Regions from separate parts of the Homo sapiens genome. Here region 2 is linked to region 1. The links are chromatin contacts, found by Hi-C or POLR2A ChIA-PET in ENCODE. All regions are on one chromosome and are shown on one strand. The core of a region is the stretch at or near the end of the contact, and the rest is flanking DNA. Distances in the headings are between cores, read along the strand shown.

Region 1 (4,509 bases), core at 563-3,062:
AGTGCTGCAGGCCTACAGTCCCAGCTACTTTTGAGAAGCTAAGGCAGGATGATGGCTTGAACCTGGGAGGTCACAGTTGCAGTGTGCCGTGATTGCACCATTGCACTCCAGCCTGGGAGACAGAGACTCTGTCCAAAAACAATAACAAAAATGAAAACAAAAACAAAAAAACATGGTGAGAAGAGACTCGCATCACAAACGCCATGATTCTAACTTTAATTCCTCTGCTGTTATGAATGGGGATCCATAAGAGAAACGCTAAGAGAAAAAAGCCCCTGTCTGAAAATTAAGCATCAGACCACTTGGATGACTTTTCAGTTTCATTTACAGTAGCAAAGGACAAACTCACACAAATAGGACCATTTGGGAATATATGACCAGGCGGAACTCAGACCAAAAACTTGACAAATTCCAATTTGTCTCAACCAATACTATTTTACCTATGGCCTCCCCTGCCGCAAAAGAAGGGTTTAGGGCGGGTCTTTCCATTTGTGCACTCGAGTGGCTTTCCAGCTTCACATGCCTGGGATATAAAGGCCAAGGTGGGGGACTCAATCCTCATAACTTGGAAGAGCACCACATGGTGGACAGTACACTGGAGTGGGTGACTAATCCCAGCTCTGTGAACACCTTGTGGCTAGACGTCCACAACCATCTCTCCAACAGCCATCTGACACTGTGGGAACAGTAGCAGTGGCGGCTGCAGCAGCAATCGCTCCCTTGTATTTAATACTTACTATAGCTTAGGCAGGTAAACACTTCCTAGGCATCATCTTGAACGTCACACTAACTGCATGAGGTCAACAATACTATCCCCATTTTCTAATGAGGAAACTGAGATACTGAGATTATAATGCTGGGAACAGGCAGAGCTAGGATTTGAACTCAAGTCTGTGCTCTTTATCACAATATTGTTAATTAAATAAGATAAATGCTACAAGGGCCTACAAAGCAGCACACACGCCAGGGAGAAACCAAATCTGCTTAGCTATGGCCTGGCGAGCTCATATGGTCCCTGCTCAGTAATCAAAGACATGGTAGGCTAAGCCAGGGCTGCATTTCCACAGGTGTACATGTTGCCTTTTATCATGTTTCCCAAAGGGACACCAGGCTCACAAAGAAACAATTGTGAATGGCCATGAATTCCTGGCGATCTCAACTCCCACAAAGCACAAACATCGCTGCTGCTCATAGGCTCCATCAGCGGCAGCAACGTTCGTCTGGGGACACAGGTTACCACACTGAACACAGCACTCTGGGGAGGCCAGGGTGCGGACAAGAAAGCAGGCAGGAGATTAAGTGATTGGATCGAAGGAAAGCTTGTAAGGAGCAAGAGTCACAGATGGACCCCAAACTTCTGAGTCCAATACGGTGCCACCTCTATGCAGGCCTCCTGCACAGGGACTCTGTTCCCCTGAAGCCTCTCTAGGGCTGGCCTCCAGTGAACAGACATCATGTGACCCAGCAGGTCAAGGTCAGAAAACAGGAGGAGTTGGGGCAAGTGAGGACCACTGGTGTTTATTTTTAGTCTTATTTATATTGGGATTAAGGTAAGAAAAATAACAGAATGGCTGGGTTTCCTACCTCAAAAATATAATAAAAGCACAAAGTGAGGTGGCAGGCCCATTAACCCACTCATCTGCTTCCTCCCACAGGTGCTGTGGGCGCCTGTACTCTCTCTGTCACACAACCGTGGTACCTAGAAGTGGACTACACTCATGAGGCCGTCACCATAAAGTGTACCTTCTCCGCAACCGGATGCCCTTCTGAGCAACCAACATGCCTGTGGTTTCGCTACGGTGCTCACCAGCCTGAGAACCTGTGCTTGGACGGGTGCAAAAGTGAGGCAGACAAGTTCACAGTGAGGGAGGCCCTCAAAGAAAACCAAGTTTCCCTCACTGTAAACAGAGTGACTTCAAATGACAGTGCAATTTACATCTGTGGAATAGCATTCCCCAGTGTGCCGGAAGCGAGAGCTAAACAGACAGGAGGAGGGACCACACTGGTGGTAAGAGGTCAGTCAGCGAGGCTTTATTTCAGTGCATCATTGCATCTTGTTCAGGCCTGTAAAATCATTACCTCACTCACATGTAGAAATCAGGAGATAAATTTGCTAAGTTAATACCCTAGCCAGTGATGGGTGTGATCTGAACACAAGTCACCATGAGGTTTGGACTAAAGAACTACTCCAACTGGCTGGGCGTGGTGGCTCACACCTGTAATCCCAGCACTTTGAGGCTGAGGTGGACGAATCACTTGAGGTCAGGAGTTCAAGACTAGCCTGGCCAACATGGTGAAACCCCATCTCTACTCAAAATACAAAAATTAGCCGCGCATGGTGGCATGCACCTGTAGTCCCAGCTGCTTGGGAGGTTGAGGCAGGAGAATCGCTTGTAACCCAGGAGGCGAAGGTTGCAGTGAACCGAGATCGCACTACTGCACTCCAGTCTGGGCAACAAAGCAAGACTCCATCTCAGAAAAACAAAAGAACTACTCCAATCCATCTCGAACATCCACTAACACAAAGTCAGTGATTTGCTGGGTGCTCTATTCTCCCTACATGGTGATGTTTAACCAACCATGTTCACCTCTTTTGTATATTACAGTGATTTAGTGTAAAGTACCATGTCCAAAGGGAACCTTGTGGTGAGTAACTATCAGCTTTCTCAGGAACTAGTCTGGTAATGCACCACCTAGAACAAAGCACTAGAGAAGTGTAAAAGATCAATAAATTGGACCCACAGAAACTATGCAACATGGAGAATAAGCACAGATTTGGAGAGAAGCTACTCAGGGATCCCTGACCCTTCCCATTCTGCCTGGACATCAGTGAACGGAAAGTGATGACTCTCACTTCCTGAGATTTGATAAAACCCATGACAATTCCTCAGCCGAGCGAGGACATCAAACATAGCTAAATCCTATCAGTAATTTCACCAAGTCATTCCCTTGAGTAAACTGAGATTAAGACATTCCCGAGAAAAAAAAAGGGGGAATTTCAGAGAAAAAGCTTTACATGATTCTGAAGGAAAAAAGAGAACAGCAGCAACTCCTCGCCTTGTTGGGGTCTCTTCCCTTAGGAAGGACCCTGGTATGATGAGCAGAGATTGTTAAAACATGAACTCAAAATCAACCAGCCCTTCGATTTCAAAATAGGACTCTGAGGAAGGGAGACCATCCAGTATTATAACCTGTGCTTTTAAACTACGAGGGTTCTAATGGGCTTTTGATATTCAAATGTCATTTAACCTTAGTTTATTCTCATCTGTCAGCTAAATTATAAATAAGTTAAGGCACTTAAAGCATTTTTAATAGTGCCTGGCATATAGCAAATAACAAATGTTAGCTACTGATATGAAAACACACACAGCTTTAGAGATTTGTATGTCTCACTGCATTAGCCTTCTAAAAACATGTTAGTCAAAGGGAAAAATGGCTTGTAAAAAGATGAAGGTCTCAAAGCTGCAAGGCTTATATAAAGTGAAGTGAAAGTGAAAGGCAGAATTGAAAGTGTTAAGGCAGACATGGCAACTTCCTGTCTCTTCTACAGAACTCCTATTTTCACACTGAAGCTTTTTTATTTTAGTTGTATAGATGTGGTTAATTTGTTAGTTTCACAAATAAAAATGTATGCTGCATAAACTGCATTCACAGGATAAGCATCTATGGGATTTTTCTTTCTTTTTTTTTAAGACAAGAGTCTTGCTCTGTCGCCCGGGCTGGAGTGCCGTGGCGTGATCTCAGCTCACTGCAACCAACCTCCACCTTCCGGGTTCAAGCGATTCTCCTGCCTCAACCTCCTGAGTAGCTGGGATTACAGGCATGTGCGACCACGCCCAGCTAATTTTGGTATTTTTAGTAGAGATGGGGTTTCGCCATGTTGGCCAGGCTGGTGTCAAACTCCTGATCTCAAGTGATCTGCCCACCTCGGCCTCTCAAAGTGCTGGGATTACAGGCATGAGCCATCACACTCAGTCTCATCTATGGGATATTTAGTTGGAAAGTACAGGCTATTCAGACAGTAAGTACAAATCTAATTGTATTTTGTACTCCAAATAGTCAGGTAATTGAAGACATGGCATGTTACTTAATCCCTACCCAGAGCACAAGACAATTTCTGCAAGGAGAGAGAAATTCCGAATGTGAAAATGGATTCAATAACTCTATTTCCAGAATTTTATCATAAAGAAAGAAGAGCACATTTGGCAAAAGTGCCTGTCTTTCAAGCACGCAGTGAGCACTGCGCTCCTCAATGTATGGCCTTCCCAGGTTCTTTCACAGATGGGACTCTTCAGCTATGTGTACTAGTTCCAAGGCTATAAATATCACCCTTAACAAATACATATGAAAATATCTTAACCACATAGGCAGACTCTTGATGATACTGGTAAACCGTTTCTACCAAAAGAGATTTTAGATGCCCTTGAACAAACTGTCTGGAAATGTTTATCTAACTTCAAATAATCCTTTATCTAAAAAGTGATGCTTAGCAATATGACAAATGGTTGG
Region 2 (4,509 bases), core at 605-3,104, 5.7 Mb before region 1:
CCCTAGAAAAATGTCAGGAATATAAATATATGTATGTATGATGAGAAATGAATGATATAAAACCGCAAATACGCAAACACTGACTCTGCATGTAAACAACACACAGAAGTGGCACAAACAGATACAAACACAAGTGGGTTGAATGATGGGATTGGGACAATTTTTTGTCCTGGATTACTGTTGCTCCATTCTGCCCTTTTTGTAATAAAGTCAAATTAAATTTAGAATGTCATTATTTCCTCTAATTATGTTTTATACCCTCACCTCCCACAAAATCCACAGACATATTCAGTGTAATATTAAGGATAATGTTAGCAGACTAGGCATGGTGGCTCACATCTGTAATCCTAGCACTTTGGGAGGCCGAGGTGGATGGATTGCTTGAACCCTAGGAGTCTGGGACTAGCCTAGGCAACATAGTGATTCCCTGTCTCTACAAAAAATTAAAAAACAAATTAGCCAGGCTTAGTGGTGTGTGCACCTGTGGTCACAGCTACTTGAGAGGCTGAAGTGGGAGAATCACATGAGCCCAGGTGTTCAAGGCTGCAGTGAGCCGGGATTGGGCCACTGCGCTCCAGCCTGGGTGACAGAGAAAGACCCTGTCTCAAAAAAAAAAAAAAAAGAAGAAGAAGAAGAATGTTAGCAAATACTTTTAAGGCATTAACTATTTGCAGGCATAGTTCTTTTTTTTTGAGACAGAGTCCCACTTGTTGCCCAGGCTGGAGTGCAGTGGCACAATCTCCGCTTGCTGCAACCTCTGCCTCCTGGGTTCAGGCAATTCTCCTGCCTCATCCTCCCGAGTAGCTGGGATTACAGGCACCCGCCACCATGTCTGGCTGATTTTTGTATTTTTAATAGAGACAGGGTTTCACCATGTTGGCCAGGCTGGTCTCAAACGCCTACCTCAGGCAATCTGCCCACCTTGGCCTCCCATAGTGCTGGGATTACAGGCGTGAGCCACTGTGCCCAGCCGCAGGCATAGTTCTAAGGACCTCACAGGTACTAACATATTTAATTCTCACAATAGCTACATGAGGCAGATATTATAATGATTCCCATTTTACAGATAACGAATCAAGCACAGAGAGGTTACACGCTGGCCTGGCGCCACACAGCATATCTAATGGACATTAGGCTCTTTTGTCTGGTGCTGGGGGAATTTCTGGAAAATGCAGAGATGGAAGAGAGGTGGGATCGGGGCAGGGCGGGTGGGGAATCTCCCAGGCCAAGTTTTCTGGGCACGGCCTGGACCTGGAGCTGCTGGGATGGAGCAGGTGCTGATGCTGATGTGGTCACCAGAGGGCAGCAGGGACCAGGGAGCTGACTTCCTCTTCACACCCCCTCCACCCGGGGCGGTGCCCCTGACTTGTCAATAAACGTCGTGGAAACAGGTGGGATTTGGTGGAAGAACTGACACGGTCCCGCCACCATCACAGGCAAGTTAAGCTTGAGAGCAGCCTGGTGTCACCTGGCCTCCACCCACCACGTCATCTGCTGCTCACCCCACCACTGTGGCGTGCAGAGTACTGCTCTTGTGTGCCTTTTACCAAGGAGGAAATTTAGGCCCAGAGTGGGCAAACACTTTTCCCATGGTCACACAGCTTGGAATTGGAAAGGCTGGACCTAACCAGGCAGGGTGAGCGCAGAGCCCTTGTTCCTCTGAGTCTCTGTTCTGAGCTGGAACCAGGGAAGATGATGAGCCCATGGTATATACAGGGCGGTTAGCTAGGACTCTGGTTTGAAGCCTGGCTATGCCACTCGGTAACAGCACATCGTGGGCAAGTCCCATGCAGCCTCATCGGCTGCCGGGAGGATCCAGTGACGTCAGGCCTCCCTCGTGGTGGGAGCTCAAACACTTGCTGGGTTTTTTGTTTTTTCGGTGTTTTGCTTTTTGTTTTTTAATTAATAACTTTCGTGGGAAAAATAAAGTCAGAAAGGTTGTTCAACCGGATGTTCACGGAGATACTACGCCTTCAAAAACAAGCGCTCATTTCGTGATCGCCCACACAGTGCCAGATGCTGGGGCGGGGATGGGATTTCCGGTGGTTTTTCTTCACTTTCCTCTTTATATCTTCAGGCTTTCTCTGAATAGGAAAAGGTCTGCACGTGCTGATAGAGTAATCAGAAAAATGCAATAAGCCACTTTTTGTAAAAAAAAAAAAAAAATTCAGATGCACTCACTGCCTTCCTCCCCCCTTTCCCCCTCCCCTCATCCCCCACAAATTCTGTGTAAAGGCAGGGCTGAGGGAGTACCCCCAAATCAACATCTCTGAAAGCTCCCCCGCAGGGGCCCAGGCCACTCAGCCCACTCTGGCGCTGCTACCCAGGGGCGTCCCCTCCTGCCCTCTGGTCCAGCCCCGGAGGCTGAAACTCCCGCAGCCGGCATCTCACTGGGCCTATGACCCTGGACTTTTCCTACTTCCTGCAGGGTGGGGGCCAGCCTGAGTTGGGCCCACCTGATCCACCAGGTCTTCTCATCCCTCTGTAGCTTCCCAAAGCCCAGCCAGTTCAGTAATAGTTGCTGAGGCCAACAACTTGGATTTCTTTTGCCTAAGATCCTTTGTTGGGCTCCCAGTCCCATTGCATCTCTAGCAGTCAAATATATTTTCTATTTGCTGCCTAATTTTTAAATTAGATTTCTCTGAGACAATGCTCAGGCAAAGTGGATTCGAGCCGACATCTGCGTAGGTGTCAGGATGACATAAGCTGATATATCACGGCGGCTGGGAGCTCTTAGGTCAGACCCGGGTTCAAATCCTGGCTCCAGGATTTCCTAGCTGTGTGGTTCTAGGCTAATCCTCAACCTCTCTGGACCTGTTTCCTTATCTGTAAAATTGGGATAATCATTGAGCCTCCCAACTAGAGCTGTTTGGAGACGTAAATGACACAGTGGCTGGACGGCACTTAGCATATTGCTTGGCCCTAAACAGATAACTATTTTTATTTAAAATTATATTTTATTATAAAGAGCTTTTGGAGGCAAGAAGTCCAGAAGGCTAGTTCAGGCTCTGCCATTCTCTGGGTGACTTTGGGCAAGTCCCTTTTCCTCTCTAAAACTGTTTCTCCATCTGTAAACTGTGTGATTTGGGCAGCTAAAGGGATTGATTTTGGCTTAGAACAAGGTTTTTTTTGTTTTTTTTTTTTTTTCCTGAGACAGGGTCTCACTCTGTCATCCAAGCTGGAGTGCAATGGCACAATCTCAGCTCACTGCAACCTCCGCGTCCCAGGTTGAAGCAATTCTACCAACTCAGCCTCCCAAGTAGCTGAGATTACAGGCACCCACCACCACACCCGGCTAATTTTTTATTTTTTGGTAGAGATAGGGTTTCACCATATTGGCCAGGCTGGTCTTGAACTCCTCACCTCAAGTGATACACCCGCCTCAGCCTCCCAAATTGCTGGGATTACAGCCATGAGCCATCATGCCTGGCGCAAGGAGGTGTTTCTAACAAACATCAGGCTGCATGTGAGGTAGAGAGCTCCCCATCATTTCCAGTGTAGTATGTAGGCTCCTAGAGCAGGAAGGAATCTAAAATGGCCAAGCCCCTCAAGTGTGAAATCAGGGCAGCTACTCAGAGAAGCAAAAGTGATACAGACATAGGAGCTTCAGGTTCCCAGCCTTCCCATCTAAGGCCCACACCATCCCTCTGCCTGCCTCGGATGTGAAGCGCAGATCACTACAGAGAGCCTGGGTGATGGAGACACTGTCTGGATTCCACTATAGATCTGTTGCTAACTAGCTGTGTGACCTTGGCAGTGTATCATCAGCCACTGTTGGTGTCCTGTTCCTGTCTTCTTGGTGTGCCAGAGTCTCTCAACACCTCCAACTCTCAGTTGAAGAATTTTTTTTTTCCTGGAGTAGCTGGAAGTGCTGGAGAATTAATGCTCCTGGAAGCAGCTCTCAGCCAATGACAGATGGGAGCTGGTGGACAAATACCCCAGCTCCCTCTCCTTTGCAGGCATAACTGGGCATGTGCCATGCATGGTCTTCCAGAGATCCCCGGCAGGTAAGCATCAGTTACTCATGCTGGTAATCTGTTGAATAACTCACCCTTTTGTCAGAGGTTTATTTAAACTGGAGCTTTGAAGAGGGGCTGGGTAAAATGAGGCTGAGACTTACTGGGCTGCATTCCTGGGAGGTTAGGGCATTCTTAGTCATAGAATGAGACAGGAGGTCGTCACCGATACAAGTCATAAAGACCTTGCTGATAAAACAGGTTGCAGTAAAGAAGATGGCTCTAACCCACCAAAACCAAGATGGCAACAAGAGTGACCTCTGGTTGTCCTCACTGCTACACTCCCAACAGCGCCATGACAGTTTACAAATGCCATGGCAACATCAGGAAGTTACCCTATATGGTCTAAAAGGGAGGCATAATAATCCACCCCTTGTTTGGAATATAATTAATCAATAACCATAAAAATAGGCAGCCAGCAACCCTCAGGGCTGCTCTGTCTACGGAGTAGCCATTCTTTTATTCCTTTACTTTCCTCATTAACTTGCTTTCA

What was found. Hi-C counts contacts between places; a loop is a spot of excess contacts on that map. ChIA-PET counts read pairs that join two places held with the same protein, here RNA polymerase II (POLR2A). Pooled maps may share reads with other maps.
Region 2: a pooled map shows a loop between it and region 1 (7-fold over the local background). The contact joins two enhancer-like sites. A Hi-C loop is called at or near these places in 1 of 37 single-sample maps with no recorded cell type and 1 of 50 pooled maps. POLR2A ChIA-PET finds 5 or more read pairs at or near these places in 1 of 52 experiments (activated B cell).

The regions. Positions count from the first base shown.
Region 1 is chr16:21,644,639-21,649,147 of GRCh38, reverse strand. All of the region lies in intron 4 of METTL9 (methyltransferase 9, His-X-His N1(pi)-histidine), which reads right to left. It overlaps IGSF6 (immunoglobulin superfamily member 6), which reads left to right. Exons shown (of 6, transcript NM_005849.4): 2 at 1,656-2,015. It overlaps LOC124903663 (a long non-coding RNA gene), which reads right to left. Exons shown (of 2, transcript XR_007065025.1): 1 at 3,972-4,509; 2 at 1,681-2,216. Among named protein-coding and RNA genes, the nearest start is that of IGSF6, 5.7 kb to the left of the region's middle. RefSeq lists an enhancer at 3,423-3,602. Within about 2 kb of position 1,812, at least 8 of the 41 ENCODE cell types and tissues checked have a DNase peak (open chromatin) inside an H3K27ac peak, as active enhancers do.
Region 2 is chr16:27,365,101-27,369,609 of GRCh38, reverse strand. No RefSeq gene overlaps it. Among named protein-coding and RNA genes, the nearest start is that of IL21R, 35 kb to the left of the region's middle. RefSeq lists enhancers at 1,810-1,889, 1,920-1,979, 3,353-4,509. Within about 2 kb of position 1,854, at least 29 of the 41 ENCODE cell types and tissues checked have a DNase peak (open chromatin) inside an H3K27ac peak, as active enhancers do.